Linked DNA regions of Mus musculus: region 1 is linked to region 2. A link is a loop called in an ENCODE intact Hi-C map of the cell type or tissue named here. Cell type or tissue: heart. All regions are shown on one strand. Links, peaks and the distances in the headings refer to the core of each region. The heading gives the core; the rest is flanking DNA.

Region 1 (8,850 bases), core at 356-8,355, 66 kb after region 2:
GTCAAGCTCAAAACATATCAGCATCATAAGATGTCTTAAAGATTGCAAACCATGTGTACAAACATAGCCTAATTTTATTTGCTTCATATTTACAAGATAGATACCTTTGAACACCAATGCCAGAGGAAGAAGCCAAAAGACTCAGTGATTCCATGCCTTAGTAAGGCTGTGGTGCTGAGAGTGCCAATATCAGATTCCTGGCTTCTTTCCTTCTAAGATCTGTAAAACTAAGAATATGTGGTTCATTGCACAGTGTCAATGAAGGTTTGGATATGGGATGTAAAGTAATAAATATGGATAAAATGTCTAAGTCTTTGAGCCAAATTACTCCCTTTGGTATCTGTCATTTTCTGCCAGGAGTGCACAGGGGCCAGGAAACTAGTCTCTCAGTGGGAATTATAGGAAGAAACCACTTGAATCACAGCTTAGATATTCAGCCCAATCGAAGCAACTTTCAAGAGCTTATATCTACCCACAGCTTGGAGAGTCAACATAAAGATGCCAATAAATCATGTTTATCAAATGTCTCCTTAAAATTACTTTGGCATCTTGCATTGTGACTACATAATTCCACAGCTGTTAAACTTAAAGATGATAAACATGGCAACTAACAACAAAATCTCCAGAACTGGGGGCTCTAGGGAACCTGCTGTATTTGGGTAATTAAATTTTATTAGAAAAATAATACAAAGAAATTTTGTGGATAGCAATGGTAATTCTAAACTTCCACAGAACACTTCATACTCTTGTAGGAAATACTTAGTGGCCTAATATTCCAAATATGGATGCCCTGAGACAGTGCCATGGAATCATAGCATGTTTGTTAAGTGACTTGTATTAGAGGGGATATTCTTTTATCTTTCCTATGTTTTTCATATGTAGATATCTTTTGAACATTTATTAGCCATTATTTAATAACTGTAAATTCATAACATTGAAGATTTGTATTTAGTAGTTATTTATAGACAATGATTGCTCACTGATCTAGAGTAGAAAAGTTTTGGTTTTATTGAAATGAAATTTTGAACATAGGCACTGATCCTTGGACTAGTGTTTTTGTCTTAATTTCAATAACTAGTACTGGGATGGTTGGATAAATAAAGGAGGTTATCTCTGAGCCTATTTTCTTACATAGAAATGCAAGATTAAACACAGTTGTAATTACGTTTCTAAGGAGGGAGCTGAGATTTACCCTTGCTGTAGCTTTTGCCTGAATGTAAAAGATGCAGCAGGTATAAAATATCAATGTCCTTCCCCACATCCCATTACTATTTTGATTCATTTTATATGAAAATCTTCTTAAACTGCTATAAATACTGTCCCATTTTTAAACTGATAGAACAGACTAGAGTAAATCACACAGTAAAATATTAGTATTTATTTTCTTCCTGTGTTTGCAGAGCAATAGTGTCAGTAATTCCCTCCTTATTTACAGGAAGATCAAACACTAATAGAAAAAATTATATTCAAAATTCATGTACAGATATGCCAAGGTAGGAATTCAAGCACCCTGCCTCCAGAATTCCTGTGCTTAGCCCTAATATAGTTTCACTGGGTACACAAACTGTATATGAAAGGAAAATGGACAATGCCTGATAATCATCAGCTTCCTGAAATTAGAAACAATGTAACCACCTCCCACATGGTCCCACTGCCAGGACCTACCATGCCTTACTAATCATGGTGAATCCTATCTCAAACCATGAGCCAAAAGAAATCCTTTAAAACTTAGATCCTGTCAGATATTTCATCAAAACAATGAAAGTAACAGATACAGCTCCTAACATCACCAATTTAGTAAATGCCAGGGCTGAGTTACTAATTTAGTATTGGCCATGGCAGTGCACGCCTGCTATTCCAACATTTTAGAGATAGAAGCAAAACTAGGAATTCAAAGTCATTCTCATCTACCTAGGGGTTCAGGCTCAGTTCAGAGCACAAGGCTTTGAATAAAAATAAGAGTGATTGATATTTGACAAAGATATCTTGCAGGGGCTTTGTGAGAAGTGGGAGACGATGAGGGGAGGAATAATGGAGAAGAGATGGCAAAAGGCATGACCTATGATCCAATAATCATTGTATGAAACTGTCAACATGGAACCCATTGTCACACATATACTAGTATTATCTTTAAGAAAAGATCAAAAATTCAGGTGACAGCAGATGCTGGTGAGGATGTGGAGGAAGAGGAACACTCCTCCATTGCTGGTGGGATTGCAAGCTTGTACAACCACTCTGGAAATCAGTCTGGCAGTTCCTCAGAAAATTGGACATAGTACTACCAGAGGATCCCGCAATACTTCTCTTGGGCATATATCCAGAAGATGTCCCAACCGGTAAGAAGGACACATGCTCCACTATGTTCATAGCAGCCTTATTTATAATAGTCAGAAGCTGGAAAGAACCCAGATGCCCCTCAACAGAGGAATGGATACAGAAAATGTGGTACATTTACACAATGGAGTGCTACTCAGCTATTAAAAAGAACGAATTTATGAAATTCCTAGGCAAATGGGTGGACCTAGAGGGCATCATCCTGAGTGAGGTAACCCAATCACAAAGGAACTCACACAATATGCACTCACTGATAAGTGGATATTAGCCTAGAAACTTAGGATACCCAAGATATAAGATACAATTTGCTAAACGCATGAAACTCAAGAAGAACAAAGACCAAAGTGTGGACACTTTGCCCCTTCTCAGAATTGGGAACAAAACACCCATGGAAGGAGTTACAGAGACAAAATTTGGAGCTGTGAAGAAAGGATGGACCATCTAGAGACTGCCATATCCAGGGATCCATCCCATAATCAACTTCCAAACGCTGACACCATTGCACACACTAGCAAGATTTTGCTGAAAGGACCCAGATATAGCTCTCTCTTGTGAGACTATGCCGGGGCCTAGCAAACACAGAAGTGGATGCTCACAGTCAGCTATTGGATGGACCACAGGGCCCCCAATGGAGGAGCTAGAGAAAGTACTCAATGAGCTAAAGGGAACTGCAACCCTATAGGTGGAACAACATTATGAACTAACCAGTACCCCCCTGGAGCTCGTGTCTCTAGCTGCATATGTATCAAAATATGGCCTAGTAGGCCATCCCTGGAAAGAGAGGCCATTGGACTTGCAAACTTTATATGTCCCAGTACAGGGGAATGCCAGGGCCAAAAAGTGGGAGTGGGTTGGTAGGGGAGTGGTGGGGAGGGTATGGGGGACTTTTGGAATAGCATTGGAAATGTAAATGAGGAAAATACCTAATAAAAATATTTTTTAAAAATTTAAAAAGAAAGTATCTATTTGAAAAAATTGAAAAAAAGTCAATTATGTCTATATCAGATTTCCTCTGTGATCAAAGATAGTATTCCTTTAAAGCTATCTTGGAAAGATAATGCAATGTTACAACAATTTATATTACTGCTGTGAAATTAGTTTTGCAAGTAATGTTTTTCTGTAACTGCTAAGAGCTCACATTTTTGATGGTTTGATTGTTGTACCCAACAAAGTATGTGACACTATCTTTTAAAAAGTTTTTTTCCTTGGTGTGTTTGGCTTTATATAGATAACAGAGAAAGTTAAAGTCTCGTATTTAATTTGTGCCATGGATTTGTTTTTTACACATTTACCAATTACCTAGTATAATTACATTTTTATTGCTCATTATACAAAAACACTGTGATGATGATCAACCTGTGGGAAATCTAGATGTAATAGAGAAGTATTTCTCTATTACAGAGAGAGGCAAGAATGAGAATAAGTGTTTTCAAGAAAGGTGGTTCAAAAAACTTTCACACACAAAATTAGAAAAATTTTCTCATCTCTTCCTGTCCTTTATTATTCACCATCCTTCCTTCTTCTTCTTTCTCATGTCCCCCTCATTCTCCTTCCCTTTCTCCTCCTTCTCTTTTTCTTCCCAAGGTACATATTCTAGAGACAACATCATTTACAATAGGTCTTTATCATCTAACATAGACTCTCATGTGTCAAAATCTCATTTGAGTGTTCACTGCCCAGTCTGAAGTAGGTGGCAGTATATATATATATATATATATATATATATATATATATATATATATATATATATATAAACACCTTTTGCAAGTATTAAAAAAATGTGCCAACATGCCTCCTAGAGAGAATTTTAAATTCATTGGTCTATTACTAAAAGAAAAAAACCAAACAAAATAACAGATTCATAGAGCATAAACACTAAACATTTGATGGGTATATAGACAGATGAATAAAAGATAGAAAATATTTACTTATGTCTGTATTTGAGGGATAAGATATGTTTTATCTATTGTAATTATTTACCATACTTGTATGTTTAAATTTTATTTTTGTGTTCATATATGTATGTGTATGTGTGTGGCCTACATATGCCATAGTATATGTGCGAGTCAGAGGGCAGTTTTCAGAAGATGAGTCTCCTCTTCTATTTTTGGGTCCTAAGTATCAAACTCAGGTCAAAAGGATTGAGGGTAAACACTTGTAAGTCACCGAACTATTTCACCTGATCCATTTGTGCTATTTAAAATTTAATCTTTTTCTATTCCAATTTTGCTACTTAAAATGCTTTAACAAAATTTTATGCAATAGTTACTTATGTGCTATTTAAATGTGTGGTTGGTGTTGTTAGTCCTTAATAAAAATTTTAGTTCAAGACCTCAACATGATTTTGATGGCCTTTGTTATTATATTAGTCATGGTTCTCTAGAGTAATAAAGCTTGTAAAAAAAAATATATATATATATATGGAGATTTATTAGAATTACTTACAGACTGTGGTCCAGCTAATCCAAAAATGACTGCCTATGAACATGAAGTCCAAACATCCAGTAGTTGTACAGTCCGTGACACCAGTCATCTCAGCTGCTCATCAAAATACCCTGGAATCCTGAAGAAGCAAGCTCTAATTCTAGTGAAGTAACAGACTTGCCAGTGAAGTGAGAGCAAGCAGGCAAGAGCAACTGCTTCCTTCTTTCATGTCTGTATATAGGCTTCCGACAGCAGCTGTGATTCAGATTAGTGATGGCTCTTCCCTTCCAAAAGATCCAGACTAAAGATATTTCTTCCCATTTCAAATGATTTAAGTAAGCAAAAAATTCCCTCACAGGTATGCTCAGCCATTTGGGGGTTTTAGTTAATTTCCAATGTAGTCTAGTTGACAACCAAAATAGCTAAGACAGTTACATATTAAGAAATGTTACATAACTTATTTTTCTTTTCTTTTTCTTTTTTTAAATTGGTTATTTATTTCATTTACATTTCCAATGCTATCCCAAAAGTCCCCCACATGCTCCCCCACTCACTCCCCCACCCACCCATTCCCACGTTTTGGTCCTGTAGTTCCCCTGTACTGAGGCATATAAAGTTTGCACGACTAATGGGCCTCTCTTTCCACTGATGGCCGACTAGGCCACCTTCTGATTCACATGCAGCTAGGGACACGAGCTCCAGGGGGGTACTGGTTAGTTCATATCGTTGTTCTACCTATAGGATTGCAGATCCCTTTAGCTCCTTGGGTACTTTCTCTAGCTCCTCCATTGGGAGCCCTGTGGTCCATCCAATAGCTGACTGTGAGCATCCACTTCTGTGTTTGCTAGGCTCTGGCATAGTCTCACAAGAGACAGCTCTTTTTGGGTCCTTTCAGCAAAGTCTTGCTAGTGTATGCAATGGTGTCAGCGTTTGGAAGCTGATTATGGGATGGATCCTATTTATTTATTCTTTTATTTCTGTGTTATGTGCACATGAGGACAGGTACCCACAGAGGCCAGAGGATACCTTGCAGCTCGAGTTACAGGTGGTTGTAAGCCACTGAGCATAGGTTCTGTAAAACAAACTGAGATACTTAGCAAGTGCTCTTCGCTGCTGAGGGTCCTCTCGCTCACTTAAGTACCTTTGAAAAGTGAGCAGAAGTGGGCTAAGCACCATATTGCACGGCGAACAGCATGCAAATGTCGGAGGTCCAACACTTCCAATGTCAAAATAATTTATTTTCCTACTAAGCATTGTTAACGCCTATGTTTTTGTTGGGAGTATTTCTAGTTGGAACATATATAGAAGAAGAGACATACAGGTTTGTTAGTCATTTTCTGACAGGAAGTATTTCTTTAGAACAGGTAGGATCACTTTTGTTAGTTGAAAATCTTTCTTGCCTTAGAACAATGGGGTCTCAGTCTTCCAGAGCTGCAACCCTTTAATACAGCCTCCTCATGCAGTGGTGACCCCCAACCATAAAATCATTTGCATTGCTACTTCATAACTGTAATTCTGCTACTGTTTTGAATTGTAAATATCTGATATGCAGTATATCTAGTATGTGACCCCTGTGAAAGGGTCATTTTACCTCCAATGGGATTGTGACCTACTGTCGAGAAGCAATGCCTTGGATCCTTTCATGTGGCTCCTTCTGGGACAACCACAGAGTTTTATTAATAAATACTTATCTCATGCAATCAAAACTCTTTGGGTAAAAACAGGTGAGATCTTATACATTTTTCATCTTGACAGAGAAAAGAAAAAATCAACATGTTTAAATTTTTAGGGTTTTTAAATTAAGTACTCTTAGAAAATACATGTGACATCACTTTTCCTGTCTCACCTTCCTCGTCTGTAAAGAATAGACAAGTAGGGACTTTGGTCCCCAAGGTATTGCCAAGAGAAGTATTATTATTTTTTTTTGTATTTGATGGTGCTTGTATATTTTTTCTAGCTATCAGAGGCTTATGTTCATCTTTGTTTTAGAGACTCTACTTTTAAACAAGTTTTCTGGCATTAATTAATGGCAGAAATTCATTGATTTCTGGCATTAATTAAGTAATAATTTAATAGTTCATGGAGATAAGATGATGTTAAATGTGTTAAATATTGTTAGCATGTTGAGAGGTGAGTGATAAAATACTATATGTAATTTATCTGGTCTGTGTTTGGCTTAATACTGGCATGTCATGGTTAGGTGTTCACGCTTTATCGCTTCCTGAAGTGGATGGAAATTATATTCTCTTACTTGTATCTCCAAAACATACCACCTTACAGCAAAAGACAGAATGCTGACATCTCGATGACAGGAGGAATGGTCTGTGTGAGCGATAACAGGCACAGCCCTGTTCCCAGACCCTGAATTTTATCTTCCGGGGTGTCACCTCACCTACGTTCTATAGCTTTGCTGGGCAAATTCTAAAATGACTGTTCTGTCAGCCTTTTCATGTGACGAGGACATCCAGATTGCCACAGTTGCCAAATACAGAAAATGTCATTTGCAATAGTTTCAAAGTCATTTCTGCTCTGACTCAGCTGTGACCAATGACATGCACAGAGACATGTGAGAACCTTGACGCTTGTCCTGAGAAGATACACACTTTCTAAAGAAAGAAAACTATTTTGAAACTTCTGAAGGTGACAGCTTTTCCTGTTCACACTCAGCAAACACATTAGTTGGATTCTTTTGATTATCAATTAGTAACTTGTTTTCTGGTACTGCAGGCATTGATGCTGTTTTTAGCATTAAAATGTCTGTGGGCAAAGTGGAATTTAGTATGCTTTAGGCATTATGATTACTACTCTGTGGGCAATATCCTTGCAACTATTATAATTAATAAATTTTTAACCATGAAGAGGTTCAGGCCTCATGAAGAGGTTCACTTAAAATTAATAAAATAAAGGGTTGGATCATACTACTTTCTAAGACATTTCCTATTTCACATTTCACATCATTGAATTCTTGGACTGAAGAGCTCATAAGGCATGTGAGGCCATAGTCATGAGCTTTAAGACACTTTCATCTAAGTGGTAGCATTCTAAGATCCTAGTTTTGATTTTTTTGTTTCACTAAGAGGCTATGTTGATTTCTGATATAGAAGAAAGCAAGAATACTGTGGGAAAGGTTAAAAAATCACCATAATACTGATATAAACCAGTGAACTAGACTTAATATGAGATTGTTCTAAGTCGAGTTAAAAAAATGTAATTTTGAAATGTAAGACAAATTATTTTATACCATAGAAATGCAACAAGCTTAGATGTCTTTACTCTGATTCTGAAACAGGAAAGTGTAGTTATAGAATTATATTAGCTAATATGACTTCCTCTTCATGTTTATTTTAGCAGAATATACTGTGTAAGGGCTCTGTAGTTATTATTAGCTCTAGTAGCAAGACTTCAGGAGTTCATATTGCTGCTCTGAAACCTTGCCTTCACCAGGTACCAGTCAGCAGGTTACTCTCCTCGTGACTCAGTTTCCTTACCATTAGAATGGGAATCATACAAGTACCTATTGTGTTGTGATTGAATCATTTAATCACTTTAAATGTTTAAGATGGTGATCAATAAATACTGTCTCTTGTAATAATGAATCCTGAAATTAAAAATGGAAGAAAATAAATTGGGGGTACAGATGCTTGACTTGAGAGATATTTTCAATCTAGAGTCCAAGAATATATCTTGAGGTGTCTGTGTTAAGTAGAGTTCATGGGAATTGTCAGAGACACTGAAGCATTTCACACAGCTGCAGGAGAAGAGCCAAGACTTCCAGCTAGCTCTAAAGATAGACCATCAGCCTGCATAGAATTTGTCTCATGCACATTTACAAGTCAGGCATAATGTGACACATTCATCAAGCCTTTTTAGAGGGTAAATAGAGGGTATGCTGACAGCAGTATTAATTGTTTGGTCATGAGGCTGTAGCCCATATCAAATCTTTGGTGTCTGAAACCGGATCACCCTGATTCCGGTCACCAGGAAACTGGTTCCAATCTTTTCTTGTCCTCCACAGTGGGGGAATTGAGGCTATGTTAAGTTCAAGTAGTACATGGCCAGCACATTTTCATTTGAGTAGGGTGAGAGAGATAT
Region 2 (8,850 bases), core at 180-8,179:
AAATAAGAGAAGACTGTCTCAGGGACAGCTAGGAAGAGGGTAACCAATCTCACCCCATAGTGGCATACTTCTTCCAACAAGGGCATCCTTCCTAATAGTGCCACTCCCTGGGCCAAGGATATTCAAACCACCACACCCTCTGACAGATGTAGACTTGAAGATTTTTTTTTAATTCTATAGGCTATTTTTTTGTCCTATTGATAGTGTCCTTTGCCTTAAAGAAACTTTCGAGTTTCACGAGGTCTCATTTATTAATTGTTGATCTTAGTGCTTTAGCTGTGGATGTTCTCTTAAAAAATGTCATGGAAGAGGAATCCCCAATTTCTGATCTCATCCAAATAAAATCTGCAAAAAGAAAAAAAAAAAAAAAAAAAATGTCAAGGCTATTTGCCACTTTCTCTTCTATTAGGTTTAATGAATCTGGTTTTACATTGAAGTCTTTAATCTACAAGGACTTGAGTTTTGTGTAGGGTGATAAATATGGATCTGTTTTCTTCAACATGCAGACATCCAGTTAGAACAGCAACATTTGTTGAAGATGCTTTCCTTTTTCCATTGAATAGTTTTGTCTTCTTTGTCAAAATCAAGTGTCCATAGAAATGTGGATTTATTTCTGGATCTTCAATTTGATTTTGCTGACCAACCTATCTGTTTCTATACCAATACATGTAGTTTTATTACTATTGCTCGATAGTACAGCTTGAAGTCAGGGATGGTGATACCTCCAGAAGTTCTGTTATTGTACAGGATTGTGTTATCTATCCTGAGATTTTTGTTTTTCCATATGAAGTTGAGAATTGTTTTTGCAATGTCTGTAAAGGATTGTGTTGAAATTTTGATGGGAATTGCATTGAATCTGTAGGTTGCTTTTAGTAAGATGTCCATTTTTATTATGTTAATCCTACCAATCTATGAGCATATGCGATCTTTCCATCTTCTAATATCTTCTTCAATTTCTTTCTTCAGGGACTTGAAGTTCTTGTCATATAGAACTTCGTTCACTTGTTTAGGATTACACCAAGATATATAATATGTATAATTACTCATCTCATTTATCATTGTATAAAGGAAGGCTAATTATTTCTTTGAGTTAATTTTGTATCTAGCTGGAATGTTGAAGATGTTTATCAGCTGTAATAGTTCCCTGGTAGAAATTTTTGGGGTCAGTTATGTATACTATTATATTATATGCAAATAGCGATACTTTGACTTCTTTCTTTCCAATTAGTATCCCCTTTATCCTCTTTAATTTTTTATTGCTCTAGGTAGGACTTCAAGTACTGGATTAAATAGACAGGGAGAGTGTGCACAGACATCTCTTGTCTTTGATTTTAATGGAATTGCTTTAAGTTTCTCTCCACTAATTTAATGCTGGCTATTGGCTTGCTGTATATTGTTTGTATTGTATTTAAGTATATGTATGGTATCATTGATCGCTCCAAGGCTTTTACCATGAAGGGGTGTTGGATTTCACAAAGGCTTTTACATCATCTAATGAGATGATCATGTGGTTTTATTCTTTCAGTTTGTTTATATGGTGGATTGTGTTGACGGATTTTCATATATTGAACCATCTCTGCATCCCTGGGATGAAGCGTACTTGATCTTTTGTATTTGAGTGGAATGTTCTGTAGATGTATGTTAGGTCCATTTGATTCATAATGTGAGTTAATTTATTTATTTGTCTGTGTAGTTTCTGTCTCAATGACCTGTTTATTGGTGAGATTGGGTGTTGAGGTCCCACACTATTTATGTTTGGGGTTCAGTGTGTGTTTAGCTTTAGTAATGTGTACCCTCTTTTATGGATGTGGGTTCTCTTGCATTTGGAACATAGATGTTCAGAATTGAGATGTCCTCTTGGATTTTTCTTTGATGTGTATGAAGTGTCTTTCCCCATCTCTTATGATTACTTTTGTTTGACAATCTATTTTGTGAGATATTAGAATGGCTACTCCAGCTTGTCTTGGGTCTGTTTCCTTGGAAAACCTTTTCCTACCCTGTACTCTGAGGTAATGTCTATCTTTGTTGCCAGGGTATGTTTCTTATTTGCAGCAGAATGATGGGTCCTGTTTATGCATTCACTCTGTTAGCTTGTGCCTTTTATTTAATTTCTGTTATTTTGATGTTGGTAGTGGTACAGTGTGTATGTTTCTATTCTTTTGGGTTTGCTGCTGTGGAATTGTTTATTTCTTGTGTTTTCTTGAGTGTAGTTACCTTTCTTGTATTGGAGTTTTCCTTCTCATATAATGTATAGGTCTGGATTAATGAGAAGAAATTTTTTATTTTTGGTTTTGTCGTGTAATTTATTGTTTTCTCTGTCTATGGTAATTCAAAGTTTTGCTGAGTATAGTAGACTGGGCGAGCATATCTGATTTCTTAGAAACTGTGAGACATGTGCCCAGGTCTTTCTGGTGTTTAAAGTCTCTGTTGAGAAGTCTGGTATAATTCTAATGGGCCTGCCCTTATATGTTACTTGGCTTTTGTCCCTTGAAAGTTTTTAATATTCTTTTTTTGTTTTGTTTTGTTCATTTATTGTTTTGATTATTATGTGGTAGGAGGATTTTCTATTTGATGTTCTGAAACCTTGTATGTTTATAGGCATCTTTCTTTAGGTTAGGAAAATTTTCTTCGGTTTTGTTGAAGATACTTCTTGGGCCTTTGAGTAGGAAGTCTTTTTCTTCTTCTATTACTATTATTCTTAGGGTTGGTTTTCTCATAGTGTCCTAACTTTCCTGGATGTTTTGTGTTAGAATTGTTTTAGCTTTAGCATTTTCTTTGACTGATATATCAATTTCTTCTATCATATTTCCTATGCCCAAGATTCTCTCTTTCATCTCTTGTATTTTGCTGGTGATGCTTCTATCTGTGTTTCCTGTTCTCTTTCATAGGCTTTCCACCTTCAGAATGCCTCAGTTTGTGTTTCCTCTATTGCTTCTATTTTCATTTTTCAAGTGTTAGACAGTTTTATTTATTCTCTAACCTGTTTGATTGTATTTTCCTGTATTTATTTAAGAGATTCATTCATTTCCACTGTAAAGGCCTCTATCAACTTTATATATTAGATTTAAGGTTATTTTCTCACAATTCAGATCTTTTAGGATATCAAGGGCTTACTGTCGTAAAATAGTTGGGGTCTAAGAATGCCACATTGCCCTGACTTTTGTTGATTGTGTTCTTATGTTGTCCTGGAGCCATCTATTTCTAATGTTGTCAGGCCTGGCAGTCCTTGATAGGAGCAAGTCTCTGGGGCTGCAAGTAGAGCTAACAGTCCCTAGTGATAGCAGGCCTCTGGGATTTCAAGTTGAGTTGACTGTTCTGGTGTCAGCAGACTTTCAGGTATGTGGACAGAGTTGGTGGTACCTGATGGTTTCAGACTGCAGATTGTTTGGGATAGGGGAGGGCCCACAGGGATGCAGGTAGTGTTGGTGGCCCCAGATGGTTTCAAGCACCCTGGATTGCAGGTTCAGGTGTGGACCAGAAGATGGAGCACAGAGGTGACAGAGCAGACCTCAAGACTTCTGGCCTTGCCAGATGACCCAGTAGGCAGAGGCCAGAAGGACCAGAAGGTGCTTGAGGACCTTATCTGTTATCCTTGGGCAGCAGCAAGCCTCCAGTGATGCAGGTGGAGCCATGGCCCAGGAAATAGAGTGCAGAAGGAACAGGGCAGAGTTTGCCACTGCTGAGTTTGTCCAGAGGGTCCAGCTGGCAGGGAATTGGGATATAGGGTTCTCACCTGGTGGTTCCTGATTGCTACAAGCCTCTGGGATGTGGTTAGAGGTATGGACTGGAAAATATAGCACAAAGGGGAAAGAGCAAACTTTATGGCTGCTGGGCTTTAATGAGGATCCAGCACATATGGGCTTGGTGCTTGTGGATCTCAACCATTTGCTCTGGGTGACAGTAGGCCTCCAGGGTTCTAGAATTAGTTTCTAAAATGAAGTAAGATCAGTGTGAGCAAATGCTAGTTCAAGCAACAAACTGATAAGGCTGCTTTTAATATTTACCTTTATCCTTAAATTTATATTAATCTTATTTGAAAATGATCATATAGCTTTGTCACCTATATATTTATGGTCAAGACATCCAAGATCCTTCCTTATGGCCTTTTTCAATGTACAGTATAGAGATGCTACCTATAATCAGTGCTGCGTGGAACACACTGAGCTATCTACTCCTAATTATACCTCTTTGCCCATGGAGCATATCATCTATATTGTTCTGGAGAAAGTTGTAAACTATGCTTGCTCTTCACCAGGGGGTGCTGTTGCCATCTGAAACAAAGCATGTGGCTACTTCCAAGTAGAAATTTGTTTTGGAATACACATTTGTAAGAACACAGCCCTTCCCATTTCCCCCTCAACTTCTTCTTTTCTGCTATTTTTCCAGCAACTCCACCAAAGTACTCCATATTGTCTTCATGGTATTTTATGTCATCTAACATTAAAGTTAGTTGAAATCACTTGTTTTAAATATTAATAGTGACCATGAATTATGAACATATAGGTGATTCACAAGATGCTACAGGTAAGCACCTACTAAAAAGTTTGACACACTGAAATACATGTGTGTATTTACTTAATTTTAACCATGCAAAAGTTCAATCTGGTTATGATACAATGTCCTATGTATGAATGAATAACTGTAATTTTATAGATAATACAAAGGTGTGGGATAGTATGTCTTTTGCCTGTGACATTTAATTTTTATATTCTAATGGGAAGATAAGTAAACTAACAACATCATGACTTATGATGGAATTTGAATCAAGGCTGTGATAGGTGATAATCACTGCTATTTGACTGGATTTAGAATGAACTCATCAATTGTGGCATACATCTAGGTATGTCTACGAGGGGTTTTCAGAAAGGGTTAAGAGAGAATAATAATCTATTTTAAATATACATCACTATCTATCTATCTATCTATCTATCTATCTATCTACCTATCTAACTATCTATAATGACCTGTTTCTTGACTTGTGTAGAATATAGGGCTAATCCACTCAGAGTTAGGTACTTATTAAACTCTTGTGCTTGTGGCCCTTAAATTTGGCTTCCTAGATCTCATTTGTGGCTCTACCACTTATTCAAAGAACATTCAACAAGTTAGTCATCATACAAAGTTTCCACATGTTTAAAGTGGTAAAATCATATCATCTTTCATGAGCTAATCAGTTCTCACATCTGTGAGAAAACACCTGAGAGAAATATCTTAAAAAGAGGACTGGTTTATCTGGCTCTGTTGCTTTGGAGTCTGTCTAAAAGCAATAAATCATGGTGGGCAACATTTGGGACAATAAATATGCTTACATCATGACATCCTGGAAGCAAAGAAGAGAGAAGAGAGTCAGTATATGGCATTCCCATTAAAGCACATCTCTAGTAATGATAATGTAACTTTCTTCCGAAAGAATCAGTGTCCTAAGGTCATTTCTGTCTCCTGATAGTGTTGATGGCTGGAGACCAAGCTTTTAATGCACTTGAAATCTAAAATCCTACATGTAGTCATAGATTTACTGGTCCTTGGGTACCGTAATAACTCAATCTGGTTATTATACCATGTCCAATGTATGAATGAATACCTATATATTTTAAAGTATACACAGATAGGTGATAGTATATGTTTTACCTGTAAGATTTAGCTTTATATTCAAATGCAAGGACTAAACAGACTCTCAGCAGTGTCAGTCCTGATGGAATTTGAAACAAGACTTTGATAGGTGATCTTTATAGGTAATTTGACTAGATTGACAATGAGCATGCTTGCGGGTATGTCTGTGAGGACCTTTCAGAGAGGGTTAAGGTAGAAAGATGATCCGGATTTAATCAGAAGCTTAGCAGACAATTCCTTCCAACTGTTACAGTTTAAAGTAGAAATGACACCAACGTGGTTATTTCTGTGTGTTGGATAATTGCTTGTTTCATTTCTAGAACCATTTCTTGCTAGTCTGAGTGCTACATGTGAAGAAATAAGAATGTGGGTGAGAGTCATTTTGAATTCCAGTGTGTGTGTTACCATAGAAAGACTGGTAATAATATTTGCAGTGTGATTTGTGAGGACCAAGCAGAACAGTTAGCCTTCCTCATACCACATAGCCACAGGGTAGATAGAATCACACAGCAAGAGATTGAGATTCATATCCATCAAGATTCCATGCTGTAAATGTGTGGGCCATGTCGGCAGGGATGACTTTGTGGGTAGGTGGAAAGTATTAATTCTGATCAGTAGGATTGGGCTTCTCAGAAACTCCCCTGCACATTCTCCCGATCTCTTCTGTGTTGGTCTTTGCTATTCACCAGACACAGTGTTGCTATTCACACCTCATTTATTGCATTTCAATCATGAATTGTTATTCTAGCCATGGAGAAGGAGCCTAGAAAGTTTATTAAATTTAAAGATTGATGAATGTTGAAAGTTCTACAACTGCTTTGCAGGTTTCAGTTTTAATAACTAACAGAGACGTATGCCTCAGATGATGTTGCTAGACGATACAGGACTGGTGAAAACAGAGCAGAGACTTCCAGTTAAAGTGAACAAAACATTACTTTGCTATGCTCTAGGATTGTTGGGGAATAAACAAGACTTTTTTCAAAAACAAATCCATCCCCATAATGTTATTTGGATTTGGATAAGCTCTCTGAATTTTTCTTCCAATACCTAATAGACACATTATGTATTATGTTGTAGTGCTTACTGGCTAACACCTTTGAGAATCAACACTCAGTAAAGGAATTTTCTGGTGAAGATCTGAGCCTGTGTGACCTCCTGCAGTGACCAGTGTTGTGAACATCTTTAATGACCAGCATTGTGATCCATTGGATTAGGAGCCTGTCTTCAACACATGAATGAAAGCTTTTAAAGAATAAAACTAATCAAGGCTCTGGGGAAACATGCACCTACTCTCTGCTAAGGTTTTGTTTTCACATCCCATAATTTGACTGATAGTATTTCTGTTATTTTGTAGGTGAGTAAATTAAAAATGCTTCAACATTTATTCCAACTCTGAGACAGATAATTTTGTTTTATAATGTACAATTACATATTTTGAAAAAGAAACCACACTTGTGGCCTAAGAGTTCTTCCAAGAGGTTACTGCTTCATTTATGATTTTTTACTTGTATTGTGAAATACTATCTAGAGCTGAGAATGTATCATTTTCTTTTATTATAGCCATGTTCTCAGGGTTAGAGAAGGTTAACACTTTAGATTGTAACAGTATCTTTTGAGGACAGAAAAGGATAGAAAATTTTGCTTTTTGTCACGGATGCTTGCTTAACCAAACCATTATGAGTGTCCGTATTATAAATTTATAATCCTAAATCTGTGTGTCATGTTCAAATATAGTCTACACCCAGCTTTCTTTGCATTTGGCTTTGATGTAGAGGACTAGGAAAGCATAGGTCTTAGTTGCTTCAGTGTCTTGAGCATGTGTGTGAAAATCATTTTTATTCATTTAACAAAAATTAATGTGGAAGGATTTTCTAAAAGAAAAGTGGATTCTTTTTTAATTATAGCCTTTCTTATTACCTGTACCATATTAGACTTTAAATGTTACTTCTCCATTTGATATTTTATTTATTGATGTTAGTGAAGAAGCATTCGTTATGAAAATGAAATCAGTGGAATGTGAGAAAGACAAAATTACTACATTATTTCTTTCTTCTGTAATAGATACTTTAGATTAAATCATTTAGGCGTTGTTATGTATACTACTTCATAAGGAACTAGGCATGCCTTGTCTTAATGCTATTTAAAGTCAACATTTATACACAAAGCCCTGCCTTTACAATGAACAGCAAGCTAGATACCATGTTCTTGTTGGCTCCCATCTTCTCAGTCATTGGACTGAAGGGTCCTTCTGTGTGGAATCAGTCCATTAAATCTTAAAATAAGATGGAATTGATAGTTTGGTTTTCTATGTCTTCTCTGAATCTCGTTCCTCATTGCTTAAGACTTATCTCTAAATTCTAAGTGTTGAACTTCTGTCTTCTTAGTCACTTTTATCTGTGTAAGGTGTCTGATCTGGAGCCCCTGGCTATTGAGAATCATAGCCCTTCCTCATCCAAACATGGTGGATCTCGTCAAATCATCTTATGTTGCAGCTGTCCCTCCTGCTCTACCATCCTTTCTGGTTGTTATTAAGATTGGCCTTGCCCACTGTACAACGTCCATATTTTATGCTAAGACTTTAATCAATAGCTCAGGTGACCTGAACCCCTTGATTCAGTCATCCAAAGCCTAAATTACAATTCCCCTTGGTTTTTCTATTTTACTATGATTTATGAGATGGTAAATTTTGACTGAACAGTTTAATTTATCCAGTGGTTGATTGTAAGTAAATGAGTTTGGTAGGCTTCACTTCTTGATCTAATTTTTGCCACTTTATGATAAAGGTTAGGTAGAACACTGACTAGGTTGTGTGGTTTTTGTGTAATTATAATAGAATTACTTGGTTTAGATTATAATGACTTTATAACATTCTTTCTTGATATGAAGTAAAATGAAGATTATTTCTAGTTAAGCCTTAGAGAAATTCTATGCAAGAACCTAGGAATAATTAAGAATGTTATCCATATGCTATTTTTAAATACTTGCTGACAGGAGCCTGATATAACTGTCTTCTGAGAGGTTTATGCCAGAGCCTGACCAATACAGATGTGGATGCTTGTAGCTAAACATCAGATTAAGCACAGGGACCCCAAATGGAAGAGTTAGGGAAAGGACTGAAGGAGTTGGAGGGGTTTGCAACCCCATAGGAAGAACAACAATATTAACCAACCAGACCCCCCTAGAGATCCCAAGGACTAAACTACTAAACAAAGAATACACATGGAGGAACCCATGGCTCCA

The links. Hi-C counts contacts between places; a loop is a spot of excess contacts. Peaks named below come from ENCODE experiments on the same cell type or tissue, not always from the same donor. Only the 100,000 strongest peaks of a DNase experiment are listed, where the experiment ranks them.
Region 1: a loop joins it to region 2, with 5 times the contacts of the local background. A loop is called at or near these places in 2 of 42 quality-filtered maps.

The regions. Positions count from the first base shown.
Region 1 is chr10:57,113,340-57,122,189 of GRCm38, reverse strand. Gm40652 (a long non-coding RNA gene) reads right to left here and starts at 4,968. Exons shown (of 4, transcript XR_871657.2): 1 at 4,780-4,968. In heart, for the core only: no CTCF peak of the experiment used is centred there; a DNase peak (open chromatin) is centred at 7,219; H3K27ac peaks cover 803 bases.
Region 2 is chr10:57,179,178-57,188,027 of GRCm38, reverse strand. No RefSeq gene overlaps it. Among named protein-coding and RNA genes, the nearest start is that of Gm24285, 9.6 kb to the right of the region's middle. In heart, for the core only: a CTCF peak has its summit at 4,254 (motif pointing right); no DNase peak of the experiment used is centred there.